Linked DNA regions of Homo sapiens: region 2 is linked to region 1. The links are chromatin contacts, found by Hi-C or POLR2A ChIA-PET in ENCODE. All regions are on one chromosome and are shown on one strand. The core of a region is the stretch at or near the end of the contact, and the rest is flanking DNA. Distances in the headings are between cores, read along the strand shown.

Region 1 (6,900 bases), core at 2,274-4,773:
GGAAGAAATGAAGCAAGGCTATTTTTAATAATAAACTTAGAAACAATTCATAACCCCTAGTATTTGCATTAACCTGCAAATACTAGGCAGCACACCACAGCAGAGTGTAACTAAAACCTAAAATAGTGTTTCACTTTCTTCCACACCTACCTCTGTGCGCTCATGCAAGTGTTTTTATTTTGCTTTGCATTAGATGCTTCTGTAATACAGGCATCTGATTCACCCCACATAAAGCTGTTGTAAGTAATCAATGTGAGAAAGTCTACTTATTGTTAAGCATATTTGTATATTTTTTACTAGTTATTTCATACTTGCCCTGAAAGAATACACATTCAAAAAGCTTGAAATTAGGCAATGTCAGTCTCATCAAACAAAACCAGCATTGGAAGCGAATATTAACAAATATCAGAATGAAATTACAAAATATACATCTCCAGCCTCATAAAACATGAATTTTATAAGCACTTTCATAAACATAAGAAAAATAGCTTTGACAATAACTATTTGAAAACATTATTATTAATAATCTTGTATACTGTACATGTGCACTTAAATGTAATAGCACCAACATTCATTATATTATGAAGGGGATACTTTATAAGAATTATAAATTATTTTTACATGATTAAATAATTTTGGCAGAGTAAGTCCGCAGGACTTAAATAACCAGTCAGCCTTAGTATCTACATCTGGACCAGGAAGCCTTTGTGTTACAGACACAGATTCCCTGTGAAGTTCTCCAGGGTGTAAAGAAGGCCCCAGGGAGGTGCCGACGGGATGTGAGGGCTGCCTTTCAGCTCAGGCGAGCCTGCAAGCAACAGGGCAGTTTGGGAAGGGTCACAGGCACAGGAAGGGAGCAGTGGGCAACCATTGATTACATCAAACCAGGATGGTTTCTTCTTTTTAAAGAAACTTTTGTTGAGTGTTTACCCACCCCCATCCACACAAATATGCTCTCTAGGAAATGTGAAAGTATAAGCTTCAGAAAAATGTTTTTCTCATCCTTTAATTTCTGGTTTTATGATCAAATGTTCCGAAGACACTGCTTCTTTTTGCTCAAAATAGTTGACATTGTCATTGCTTCTAGTTTTTCAGCTCCTACTATGCTTACTATGTCCATGGGTGCCATTGACGTCTTTGGCTATTTATCATCTCTAGAAAAGAAAAAAAAACATTAAAATTTTAGGATGTAGGATTCACAATAAATCTCTTACCAAATCCTCCTTAAATCCCTAAACTCTCTACCTGGCTCTGACTCCAGGATCACCCTTTCAGTTCTTTCCATGTTTTTCTTCGGAAAATGTAGTTTCCTAACCTTTCTACCCACCCTTCTCGTCTACTCTTAGGTCTGCAGCCACAGTGATAGTTCTAAGTTGCAAACCTGATCATGTCCTTCCAGTACTTAGTCTTTCAAAAATCTTCCTACTTCCCGCAGAGTGAAGCCTGAACTCTTTAATAGGCATCTAAGGACTTGGACCCGGATCCTGTTAACCTGTTAATTCATCTTTGCCTCTAACTCCCTCCCTTCATCTTTCAAGGCACAGCGCAGGACTTAACTCATTGTGAAAGTACTAAGCCTTGATGTATCTTTAGGAAAAACACACGTATACACACACACGCATGCAAAGAGAGGAAGCATAGCTTAGTGGTTAACCTACATAGACTGCAACTTGCTTAAATAATCCAGTATTTATCTATGTTTTAATAAAATTGTTTTAATAAAAATATATGAAATTCATCTATCTTTTCTCTGGAATGCTTTTGCCTGTTCAAAGATTATACAATGCTCCCGTATGTTACAGAGGAAGCCGTCCCTTCATTTATAAAAGACAGTTAACACATAGCACAAAAACTCTAGAGTAGGATGGATCCGCAACTACTGTACTGGAAATATGCTAAATTAGGGTTCTGATTAGAGTTAATGGAATTAACTTGGGTGAGAGAAAATACTCACCATTAATCTAGGGGTAACAGAGGAGTTAAACTCCAATTCAGAAACAGAGCAGTTCAAAATCAGAATCTAGAGTCAGCCTACATGGGCTTGATCTGGGAATGTGCCCTTTATTAGACGTGTAACCTTGGGCTGCTGCTTGACTGAATAGGTCTTCGATTCCTCATGGAATGAATATAATAAGATCTGATGAATGCAATTAGACAGTGCCTGAAACAGTAGTCTTAAGTAGGTATTTTTGTTGTCCCACTTTTTGAGAAACAAAACCAAAGTCAATTCAATTAAAACTGCAGGTTTCTTGATTTCATCCTAATACTTTGCAAATTAATCACAGAACCCAAGTGAAATTGCCTAGACTCTCAAAGAGTTCGAAAAACATTTCTAATACACTCAAAATTTTCCTAGTTGACGTTCACAGATTATCAAGAGTAAAGCACCTTCATACAGTTTTGATCCTCACACTGTCTAAATCTGAGGAGCTGTCAGGAAAGACATGTAAGGAGAGATCTAAGCTAAAACTCAAACCACACATGAGGCTTTTCAACTGTGACCAACTTGTAGTTAAAATTCAGTTTATGCTTTTCTGTCCACCTAAGAGCAAATTAAACCTTTAAGAAAGCAAAGGATAAAATCATTGTTAGCTCAAGCATTAAAAAAGAAAATAACTGAATATATCTTCTTCAACTCTCCACCCCTAGGGATGAGAACTGCACCTGGCAAACAAGAGGACATTCAACACGTAGTAGCTGTTAAAATGAGTAACTCCCCAAAAGCACTATTAGAAGGCGATATAGTTATTATGACCAAGTTCTGCGGAAACATGGTGTTGAAAACCTTACTGAAGCTAACAATGTGCGTCACCTTCCAGGAGCCACACACACATCCTGAGGGCTTCCCAGATCAACCCCTCATCCCCGCGACAGAGCCACAATCCAGCACCACCTTCCCAGGACTCTCAGCTGAGGCCCCAGCCCCCGCAGGCCCAGGGACGACGCGGCGGGCAGGGCACATGCCTGCGTCGGGCCAGGTGGAAGCTCGGAACGACCACAGGCCCCCGGGGCGCGCCCCTCCCCGTCACGCGCCCCGTTTCCCACGTCCACGCATGCGGTTTCCCCAGGCCTGGAAAGCGTCTAGAGCCAAAGAGCCCAGGGGCTTGCCCGCGCAGAGGCCGACGTGGGGCCCAGGGACGCGCTCCCGGGGTCCTCCCCGCCGAGCCCGCAGCCAGCACCCGGAGCGATCCCCCGAGCCCGAGGGGCGTGGGAACCACGCGCGCAAGCCGGCTGCCCTTCCAGTCCCGGGACGCTTCCCCATCAGGCCAGTGCTAGGCGGGCGGTCGGGACCCGGGGATCGCAGCCTCCGGAGCGCTCACCTGGGTGGCGCAGGCCAAGGACGCCCATGGACAGCGCGACCTCCTCCCATTCCACACACGCGCCCACGACCAAAGTGCGCATGCTCGACACCTGGGACCAATAGGAATCTCGGTCCGAGGGTAGCTGGGGCCAATCACAGCGCGTCTGGCGTGTGGGCGGTGTCTCCTCGTGTTACGCGTGCGCGGAGGGGCTGCGCTACCCGGTCTTGGGTTTTTCATCGGGGAGTGGGAGTGGACTGAAGGCTTGGCCGCTCCGCCTCACTGAGCCGGCTCAGCCAGCGCAGCTGTTCCTGGAACGCCAGTCCCTTAGGATGGGAGGTACTTTCATCTCGAAGAGGGCCGTGGCGTCTGGAGCTTCCCTCCCTTCTGTCCTGCTGAGTCATCCCCGCGTCGCCTGCGAGGCCGCGAGGCGTTTAGGTCTGGGCAGGCCGCCTTTTCCCCATCACGAGATCCTGTTATTTTACTGTTTCATTCTTTTTCTCACTTTCCTATTTGTTAAGCCAAACTTTTTCCTTCCATAGACGTGACCCCTTAGAAGGCTACCCATGCCTCGACATATCTGACATTTGACGTTTTACTCAAATAATTTGCCAAAGTCTATTGCCTTTTTTAACTTCTATTTTCTAAAGCTAGTTTGATACTAATCAACACAGTTTTTTCAACAAGCATGTAAGTGTGCATATTCTAGACATGCGCGGCCTGAGTTTAACCCATCTGCTACTAATTTGTGTTGTCTCGGAATATTATCTAATCCCGTGCTTCAGTTCTCATATATAAACTGAAACTTTATAGATTCACTGGTGGCCTGTAAGCCTGGCCTGTAAGCCTTAAGTTGAAACATGGAGCATATCAGAACTGTGCCTGGCACGTGGTGAAATGTTCAAAAGTTAGTATTGTTATTAGGTGCTGGGCACTTTTCTAGGCTTTGGGATATAGAGATCAATGTCCCTGATGTCCTGGTGTTTATAATTTATTGTGGACACTTTGCTATTTTTTTGGATACAGATCTTTATTTTCATAAACATGGATAATTTTCATTGAGTGCAGTGTGATCTCAATTGATACTTTTGTAGTATTTCATCATTATGCTTATATTCTTTTTAAAATTTAGGTACTGTTGAGGGAAAGTGAGAATGACATGATTTTGATAACATGGTAGAACCTTTTTCATTCATCTGGTGTTGCCACACTGGGGCTCTGGGTGCTTTATGAATCATGTTCACAAGTCATACTTGTGTCTGTCCATGGTTCTTTTCACTACAGCCACCATAGTTCAGGGTGAGATTTTTCACACCGACTGTAAAGATTTATCTGTGGAAAATGGTAATGAGCTTGCCTGGTTGATGTCCTGTTGTTTTCCCAAGTACATACTTGGAAGAGAGTGAACAGAAGACTAAAACGTGGGTCAACAGATGTTTTGCAGTGAGCTAAAAAATAATTGACTTCACTAGAACAACTGCTTGATATTCTACAGCAGTTTTGCAGGTTTCTGAAGTGGAAGAAGCAGATAGTGATGGAATGCTGCTAAAAGAAATATAAGAGAATAATAACACCCTTGGTGCTTGTTAATTTCATTTTGAATTTTTTTTTTTTAAGTTGTCAGTTACATGTTTGGTGACTGCTTTGAAAGTTCTGATTCTGTTGCATGTGGATCCACAAGGTAGCTTAGGAAGCCTGATGGCAGAATACAAATTGTCTTAAAAGAGTTCATAGGTATTCACAATCTTTGTATTGAAGAAAGTATGATGAAACTCCCCAGGTCCAGTTAGGGCAGCACTGGGAATGCAAGGTGAGAAATTGGAAGAATTTACCACACACAAAAAAATGATGTGTCTGTATTAGTCCATTCTTGTATTGCTATAAAGAAATACCTGAGACTGGGTAGTTTATAAAGAAAAGAGGTTTAATTGGCTCACAGTTCTGCAGGCTGTACAAGCATGCTGCTGGCATCTGTTAGACTTCCAGGGGAAGCCTCAGGGAGCTTTTATTCATGGTGGAAGGCCAGCAGGAGGAAGAGAGAAAAGTGGTGGGGAGGTGCCACAATTTACAGCAACCAGATCTTGCAGGAACTTAGTATCAGGAAGTCAGCACCAAGCCTGAGGGATCTGCCTCCACGACCCAAACACCTCCCACCAGCCCCCGCCTCCAACACTGGGGATTAAAATTCAGCATGAGATTTGGTGGGGACATATATTCAAAACGTATCAGTGTCATTTTATGAAATATTCTGGGCTAAAACAGTGGATCTACAAGCAACTTTTAAAAAGAAGATAATTAACATCTCTCAGTTGACAGTTTCTAACTTGAATCCTAAATAGGCCAAGTGTGCAGCAAGCTTGTGGTTTTTGATCAGACACTACCTGTGAGCTCTCTTTTTCTTAGTTCTAATAAGGAAATAGATACTAAGTCTTAGAAATTTTTAAATACTTTGGGCACAATAACATTTTTTTAAACAAAGACCTAGAGCAACATGTTGCTGGACTTTCTGAGCAAAGAAAGTCAAGTGATATAGAAAACTGACTCCTGGGCCAGGGGTGGTGTCTCACGCCTGTAATCCCAGCACTTTGGCAGGCCGAGGTGGGCAGATCACGACATCAGGAGTTCAAGACTAGCCTGGCCAATGTGGTGAAACCCATCTCTACTAAAAATACAAAAATTAGCCGGGCATGGTGGCATGTGCCTGTAGTCCCAGCTACTTGGGAGGCTGAGGCAGCAGAATTGCTTGGACCCGGGAGGCGAAGGTTGCAGTGAGCAGAGATTGTGCCATTATATTCCAGCCTGAGCGATAGAGCAAGACTCCGTCTCAAAAAAAAAAAAAAAAAAAAAAAGAAAGAAAAAAGAAAACTGACTCTTTCAAAATCCATTTTGAATGTAATAGCAAAAAGTTGTTTTCCCCCTTGCAAATTACAGGCATATGTCAGAGATATTGGGGGTTCAGTTCCAGACCACCTCAATAAAGTGAATATCACAATAAAGCATGTCAGATGAAGTCCTAGACAGCATCTCATTCCACATAAGGCTATTTTGCCTACACTGAGAAGCTGTTGTTTAGTGTAGCCACCTTTATCAATGATCTTAGCTGGATCTTCTGGATAACTCGTGGCAGTGTCTACACTAGCACTTGGTGCTTCACATTGCACTTTTATGTATGGAGACAGCTTCTTTCCTTAAACCTCATCAGCCAATGTCTGCCAGCTTTAAACTTTTCTGCAGCTTCCTTATGTCTCTCAGTCATCATAGAAAAGAAGAAAATTAGGGCTTTGTCCTGGATTAGACATTGGCTTAAGGAAATGATATGTCTGGTTTGAATCTCTCCAGACCACTAAAACTTTCCGCAGATGAGCAGAAAGACTGTTTCACTTTCTTATTATCCCTATATTCCCTGAGGTAGCACTTTTAATTTTTTTTCAAGAACGTTTCCTTTGCATTCACAACTTCGCTACCCATTTGGCACAAAAGGCCTAGCTTTCAACCTATCCAGCTTTTGACATGCCTTCCTTGCGAAGCTTAATCATTTCAAGCTTTTGATTTAAAGTGAGAGACTTGCAAGTCTCCCTTTCACTTGAACACCTAGAGGCCA
Region 2 (6,760 bases), core at 2,222-4,721, 450 kb before region 1:
ATCTATCTCCCAAAACACTCCATTAGCCATGCACAGAAACACTGTTTGACCTAAACTTAAAAAGTAAAATAAAATCCTCAGCTTCTACTTCAATTAACCGTTGACCCTGTTGTACATATGATAGAACAATAGCAGGATTCGACTTGATGCATCTTTCTAACCTCAGGATTTAGTTGACTGCAGAGGAGGAAGTCCTCACCTTTCTTTTATGACCTAGTCCTATTTAATTACCCCTACTCCTGAATACATTTTCTCTGTTATTACTCATTATCACTACACCATACTAATTTACTGGCTGCTCAGAATAATCAAAAGTCTTTAGCATGCATACTCTGACCACCAAGAAACTCTCACTTTGCAGAAAATTCTTCCTGGATGGTAGAGAATGTCCTAGCAACCAAAACATGGTACTTTTTGGTACCACTTCATTTAGCCAGGTCCACCACTCCTCCCTGTTGCTGAGCTCTGCCTTTCTTTCCCCAAAATATCCTAATGACTAAATAAGACATGCATGTAAAATCCTTAGCACGATGCCTGGCAAACGCTAAGTACACAATTTTTGTGCACTATTACTGCCTCATTTTTGTGAAGATGTAAAGGTTACTGTTCTTATCTCTCCATGGAGTTGGCACAATTTCTGTGTGATGTCTACAGAAGGGGTTTTATGTTTTCTGTGTCATAACTTCGCCACCCTGGACATATCTTTATCTACTCTTCCTGTTACCTGGTATCACACACCTTAGATTAATATTTAAGTATAAGTACATATGCTTAATGTCACACATCTGACATATTGTGTTCAGAATTTATATTAAGCTATAAATATCACCTCTGAGAAATCACAGTATTCTGAAAATCTATTAAAACATTCACATCATAATATCCAAATTGTGTAGTATTTGTTTTTCCCAGTTATGAAAAGTGTTCCTCAATGCATGCAACTGAGATACATTTAAATCAAAAATTCAATCATAAATATTTAATAATAACAATACATGGATGAAACAATTGCTTGTCCATTTGGATTTGTAAACCATTTTGAGGAATACCATCTAATGAGGATCTATACTTTAATTGCATCTTACTAAACCAGGACTTCTGAACTCGGCTGAGTTACAAATCATTATACTCTTGTTTTGAAAGACTTTCATTGCTGCCAACAAATCCTTGTCATAAATAAGATAAACTAGAAAGTAAATTTTTCCAGGACAACATCCTCTTATGACATTCAGAATAGATTTAGTTGTTTTATGATAAATGTTGAAGTAAATACCATTAAATAGTCCAGTTTTCTGTAGTTTCAAATTCACTACATGAATATTTCTTTTGTTCCTTTTCAACAATGAAACAGAATCCCTGCAGTAGAGTCATGCACTAGTACTGAACAAGAAATGTTTTGGCAAAGACGAAGGCATGCTATATGATGGAGAATATAGTATTTTACCAGGTGAATGGCTTTGCTGAGAGGTCAGTTCATCAAACTTCCACTCCAGTGGGCCACCTGTCAAGTCATTCTGAGCTACAGAAGTTGGGCATCCCTTAGCTGGTTCAGATGCCTCCGGTGGTTCCACGTCACTGGAGAGAAGAGTGCTAAAGCTCTGGATAGGAAGAAGGACAGGCCCCTTTGTATGTTCCAACTAAGGAGATACTCTCCTCAAGCACAAGCTTTGTGGCTCCAAGGAGTGACAAACCCATATCCCCTCTTTCATCTCATGCCCAGGTGACCAGGTGCCTGGAGGTGGGCTGGTCTCCTTTTTGCCAAAGACATGCAGGATGTTCCAAAAGATCCAGTCTAAACCCAGCCAACCATGAGTCATGTGCACTCTCTCTGTGACACTGGGAAAGTCACCTATCCTTCTCAATTTCTTTCTTACAGAGGAAAAATATCTCCACTTTAGAGTTGTTGGGGTGGACTCTCTGCTGCCCCCGGTGGAGAGAAGCTGAACTGCTCCTATGTCTCCCTCACTCTTGTGCCAACCCTAAGGAGGCGCTAAGAAGTCTGGAGCTCTAAAAAGCGCTCACAGAAAACAAAGAAATAAAACTGCAAGCTTTTCCATGGAGATGCTCCTTTTGACGTTTCCAGACCTAGCACAGGGCATCCTGCATACTTCCACTACCTGTAGTCACGGGACCTGTGTCCAGGGAGGCACCGAGGGAAGAGAACACAGAGATGAAGGATTCCAACAACTTTTTCCCTGAATTATCATTTAATTCTTACTTCTGTTCTGTGATGGCTGGTCCCATCATCCTCATTCCATAGATGAGGAAATAGAGGTTAAAGAATTCTTCACCTCCCCAGCGACTTCTCTACTGAGGAGAGAGCAATGAGTTACAGAGAGGAACAGTGCTGCTTTGCTGTGGGGTCTCCCCAACTCCTTTCTCATGTCCCCTGGTCATGGCAGGTAAATGGGAGAGAAACCCACAGCCATGGCACTCCTGTCACCACGGTACCCCATGCAGGGAAAGCCAAGTGGCTACAGGTCGCCCGGAGTAGTAGGAGGAGTAAATAATCTGATATCAAGTGCTTTCTTATAGTCTGTTAAACAATTGTTGAATCTATGTTTTCCAGCAGAAGTACGTGCTTTTAAGCCGTGGTTTTTCCAGGAAGTGCTGACATTAACGTATATGACTATGTGTTTTATTCTTACACACAAACACACATAGCAATATCGATCTATTAATAATTGAAGGAGATTTGAAAAAAAAAGTCCAGATTCCATCCTACTGTCCAGTTTGATTTAAATGTGAATTCCAAAAAGCTAACATCATAACCAGACTAAAATAATAACCTCTTGCTTTATGTAAACTTTGAACAGATGACACATTGAATACCTGTGACTCAGAAATTTTTAATTTAAACTCTATGTTGTAAATTCAGCTTCCTAATAGGCCTTTGTGCCTCTACAGTGGTTTAAGGTGACTCACATCTTTCCCATAAATTATTTCAATTCAAACTCTCAAAAAATTCATTAAGTAGTGAAGGTAGGTGTTCGGTTTGTGTTGCTTTAAATAAAGACACTGAGGTTTTGGGAGGAAAATGTGGCCGTAACTTTTCATGCTGAATTTAGAGTCCAGGTTAACATATTTTCTACTAAAGCATGATGTATAGATGAGATAATCTGACTGAAATTAAGATTAGGCAGTTTGCTCTTTAAGTTTAATAGTTACAAGTTTTGTAGTTCACTAGAGGAATCGTGTCACTAATAAAAATATAAATTGAAAGAAATCAAATTGTATCATATAAAATATTTAAAATATAATTACTACTTTCAGTCTCTATTGTTTTGGGAACCCATTTGCTGTCAATGGTGGACAGCTGTGGGATTTTGCTTATACCAGGGAGTGCCCGTTTCCAGATTTTTCTGTCCTGTTTCCCTCTTTGTGAGCTTTGTGGTGGTGAATCATCCGTGCCTTGCCCCTAGTAGACATCATTCCATCATTGCCCAATGCGGAGCTCTGGGGTTAATGAGCAAACTCCACGTGCGAGACTCTGCTGCAAGCGCTCCAGGTGTATGCACTCATTTGATCCCCACGCAAAACAACCCTATGAGGTAGGCGCTATTATCATCATATTTTACAGATGAGGGTCTTGGTTGAGGTTAATTAAGAAGCTGAAGTTACATGACCAGTTAGTGGCAGGACGTGGTTAGAGCCCAGGTGTTCTGGATCCCCATCTCTTGCCATTAACGTCAGTGCCACACAGCCTGGCCTGTCACAGTGCCAGGGCGAGCTGTTGCATACACCCACAAAGGCGCTACACTTGCAGAATGACCCAGTTGCTCTTGTTCATTCTGAAAATAGTTTCAAAGTCAAACTACTTGTTCTGAAACCATTTATATTGATTTTGATCATATAATTTAATTTTGTAATTTGTAAATAGACAGGTTCAAATTAAGAAAGGCATTATCTTATTCAATTATGCCATGTTTAATAAAGAATACTCTGCCCAATTATCAAAGTAATGAGAGAGAAGATGAATTAGTTTGTCCACTTTCCCAGTGGGGCACAGTTGAGGAGTAAAACCTCAGTGGGTAGAGAGGGGCAACTAATCTCCTGTGGCCACTGTGTTATAGGGCATGATACTGTGCCTCCCTCCCTCAAGAAGCCTAGTGTCCAGCCGCTGGGAAGCCAGGCATCTGAAGTTGAATAACACTGTGGGACAGCAGGTGAGGGGGAAACAACCTCTGAGGGAGAACGGCGCAGAACAGAAGTGCGCTTCACAATGAAGGCAGAGCCCATGGAGTCTGTAGCAGGCAGAGGCCTTCGTGAAGATGCAGGCTGCAAACTGGGCTTCCAAGGTCCGTGAGTGCTGAGAGGAGGGTGAAGCCTGCCTGGCAGGGAGAGAAGCAAGGACAGAGGCGTGGATTGTTGGGGTAATGCATAGTGATTGGAAGATGTATAGAGATGGCTTCACAGAGAAAGGCAGGACCTAGGAGAGAAGTTCAAGATGAGATTAAAGGGTAAACGGGAGCCCAGTTCAGGAGGAACTTGAATAGTAGACTGGGTGAATGTTATTTTTTGAACTTTTAGAAAAAGAGGAGAACACAAATAGTTCTTGCATACCTCCTATGAGACAGTCATGGTACTTAGTGTTAGAAATACAGTCTCATTTAATTTTCATAAATCTTTAAACAGAGAGGTTTATTGCCATTTTACAAAAAAAGGGAACTGAGGTGGAAAGATGAGAATTAATGTGCCCCCAGTTCTTGCCAATTGGTACAAGCCATACATTGTGAGCTCCACTTTGCCTTTTTACACTGATGGAAGTTGAGACACTTCATCTGTGACTTTGGGAAGATGTGTGTTGGTTCAACAAGTACCTTGGAAATGTGACCAGACAAGAACCAACACATTTGGTGGCTGAATTCTAAACACATTTTCCAGGAATTTTGCTGATATACAATTTGAAAGAGGCCTTTGAAAATACGGAGTTGTTTCATTGCCTCTTACTTCTGTAAGAGTAGGGCGTTCCTCTGGCAGGCTTCCAAATGGAATGCATTTTAAATCACTGCCACTGGCTGACTTCAATAATGCCTCAGGGAAAGAAACTGGAGACCAAAATTCTACTCTATAATTAGTTCAAACTCTTCTGACAAGTTATCTTTCCATAATAAATCAGAGAAAGCTGGAAGCATGATAAATTTAATTATAATTGATTGTGTGAGTATTGTCATTCATTTGCATATTGACCATGTCCCATGGAATAATTTTTCTTACCTACTTAAGTGTTAAGACCGAGGAAGAGTCAAATTATGGAAACATCTGCCCATAATTAAAAGGGAAGCTGCTCTTTGGGACAAGGTCTGCTATGTAAAGTCAACTTCTACCAGGCACTTATCTCTATCACTGTACATTGTCCACATAATTAGAAACAACCTGATTCTCTCAGCTTGGAGGGCTTGTCGAACAAGTGGGAGTATTTCCAGCAGATTGAAGGTAGAACCTACTGCTAACTGCTTAGTGAGGGAGTAAAGAAGTGACCCTGAGGTCACACCCTGGAGATACAAGTGCCCCACTCGCCTTGGTGCTGATGGGTTCTCTTGCTCAGTTGGGCCATAGGGGATCCATACTCTCTGTCTCTTCAGTCCCCGTGGCACAGTCCAGTTCCGAGCAGGGCTGTTTCCCTGAGTATGGAGTTATCAGGACCCGGGACTCGAAGCATTCTCACACCTGGGGATGCAGAGAGCTGCTCCTGAGCATTCTCCCAGGGGAGCAATGGGAACTTCCCATGAAGCCAGTGGGAAACTTCTCTTTATATTTCATTGGCCCAGATGCTGCTAGGTCTCCCATCCAGATCTCAACACTGGCAATGAGAATGGACTAAATCTTGTTGTTTAGATTATTTGGGGGGACACACCTACAAAGGGTTGTGAGTTATTGAATCAATATTTGAAAAAATATCTAGAACAAAATAAGGGTGGTAGAAGGGTTGCTAAATGAGTGAATGGTGAATAATGAATGTGTGGATAGAACCTGCTTCTGATAAATTACCTGAATATAAAGACCACTTGAATAAAATTAGAACTGGTAGGAGGAACTACTTAAGAAATAGATAGGTACTCAGTAGGCAATAAATTACATGTATATGCATGTGCCTGTCTCTATATGCGTGTGACTGTGTGAGTTATTAAAGAGAGAAGAAACTAACTAGTGCTATTTATTTAATTGTTTTTGGTGGTGCAAATGGTACGGGAGCCAGAGCTTCATTATCAAAGAATAAAGCAGCACCATCTCCGGCTCCTACCTTTTTATTTAATGGCTCTCTTTCTGGTTGTGAAGGCCTGAGGCTTTGAGGATGAGTTACGAGGGGGAAATAGTTTCTGTGCTTCCAGCTCACTGGAGGCCATTGTCCTGAGTTTTCTAGACCTGAGATGGCTGCTTAGAGCTGAGGCAGCAGAAGTGACTGACTCAGGATAGGAGAGAAGGCTGTCTCTGAACTTAGGGCATGAGAAGGATGGGAGATTCTGAAAGTTCTGGGATGCATTGAGTTGATGTGCACTGTGATCGAATGCACAAAATCAGGAGGCTGAACTCAAAGGTGTTTGATAAAAACCCATGGTTGCCACAGAGAAGGGAAACCCTTGATTCTAATGGAGCACACACGCTCCATCTCTGTCTGCAGCTCTAAGAGGACATTGTGAACTTAGTTGAGATCATTGCCGAGGCCGGCTTATGGCAGCACAGACCAGCAGGATCTTGTACAACCTGCACGGGGAGGGAGCAGTGAGTATACAACAGGAATAGTGATTGAGACTGGATT

Evidence for each region. Hi-C counts contacts between places; a loop is a spot of excess contacts on that map. ChIA-PET counts read pairs that join two places held with the same protein, here RNA polymerase II (POLR2A). Pooled maps may share reads with other maps.
Region 2: a loop to region 1 is called in a map of MCF 10A, with 7 times the contacts of the local background. The contact joins the enhancer-like site here to the promoter of LINC02226 in region 1. A Hi-C loop is called at or near these places in 1 of 168 maps with a recorded cell type or tissue (MCF 10A) and 1 of 50 pooled maps. POLR2A ChIA-PET finds 5 or more read pairs at or near these places in 1 of 52 experiments (MCF 10A).

The regions. Positions count from the first base shown.
Region 1 is chr5:8,454,187-8,461,086 of GRCh38, reverse strand. It overlaps LINC02226 (long intergenic non-protein coding RNA 2226), which reads left to right and starts at 3,523. Exons shown (of 6, transcript NR_039984.1): 1 at 3,523-3,638. It overlaps MIR4458HG (MIR4458 host gene), which reads right to left and starts at 3,400. Exons shown (of 2, transcript NR_039989.1): 1 at 3,321-3,400; 2 at 1-1,154. It overlaps MIR4458 (microRNA 4458), which reads right to left and starts at 162; the gene lies at 88-162. It also overlaps the pseudogene LOC100419318. RefSeq lists silencers at 3,071-3,130, 3,141-3,190 and an enhancer at 3,711-3,810.
Region 2 is chr5:8,903,427-8,910,186 of GRCh38, reverse strand. No RefSeq gene overlaps it. Among named protein-coding and RNA genes, the nearest start is that of LINC02199, 67 kb to the right of the region's middle. Within about 2 kb of position 3,471, at least 4 of the 41 ENCODE cell types and tissues checked have a DNase peak (open chromatin) inside an H3K27ac peak, as active enhancers do.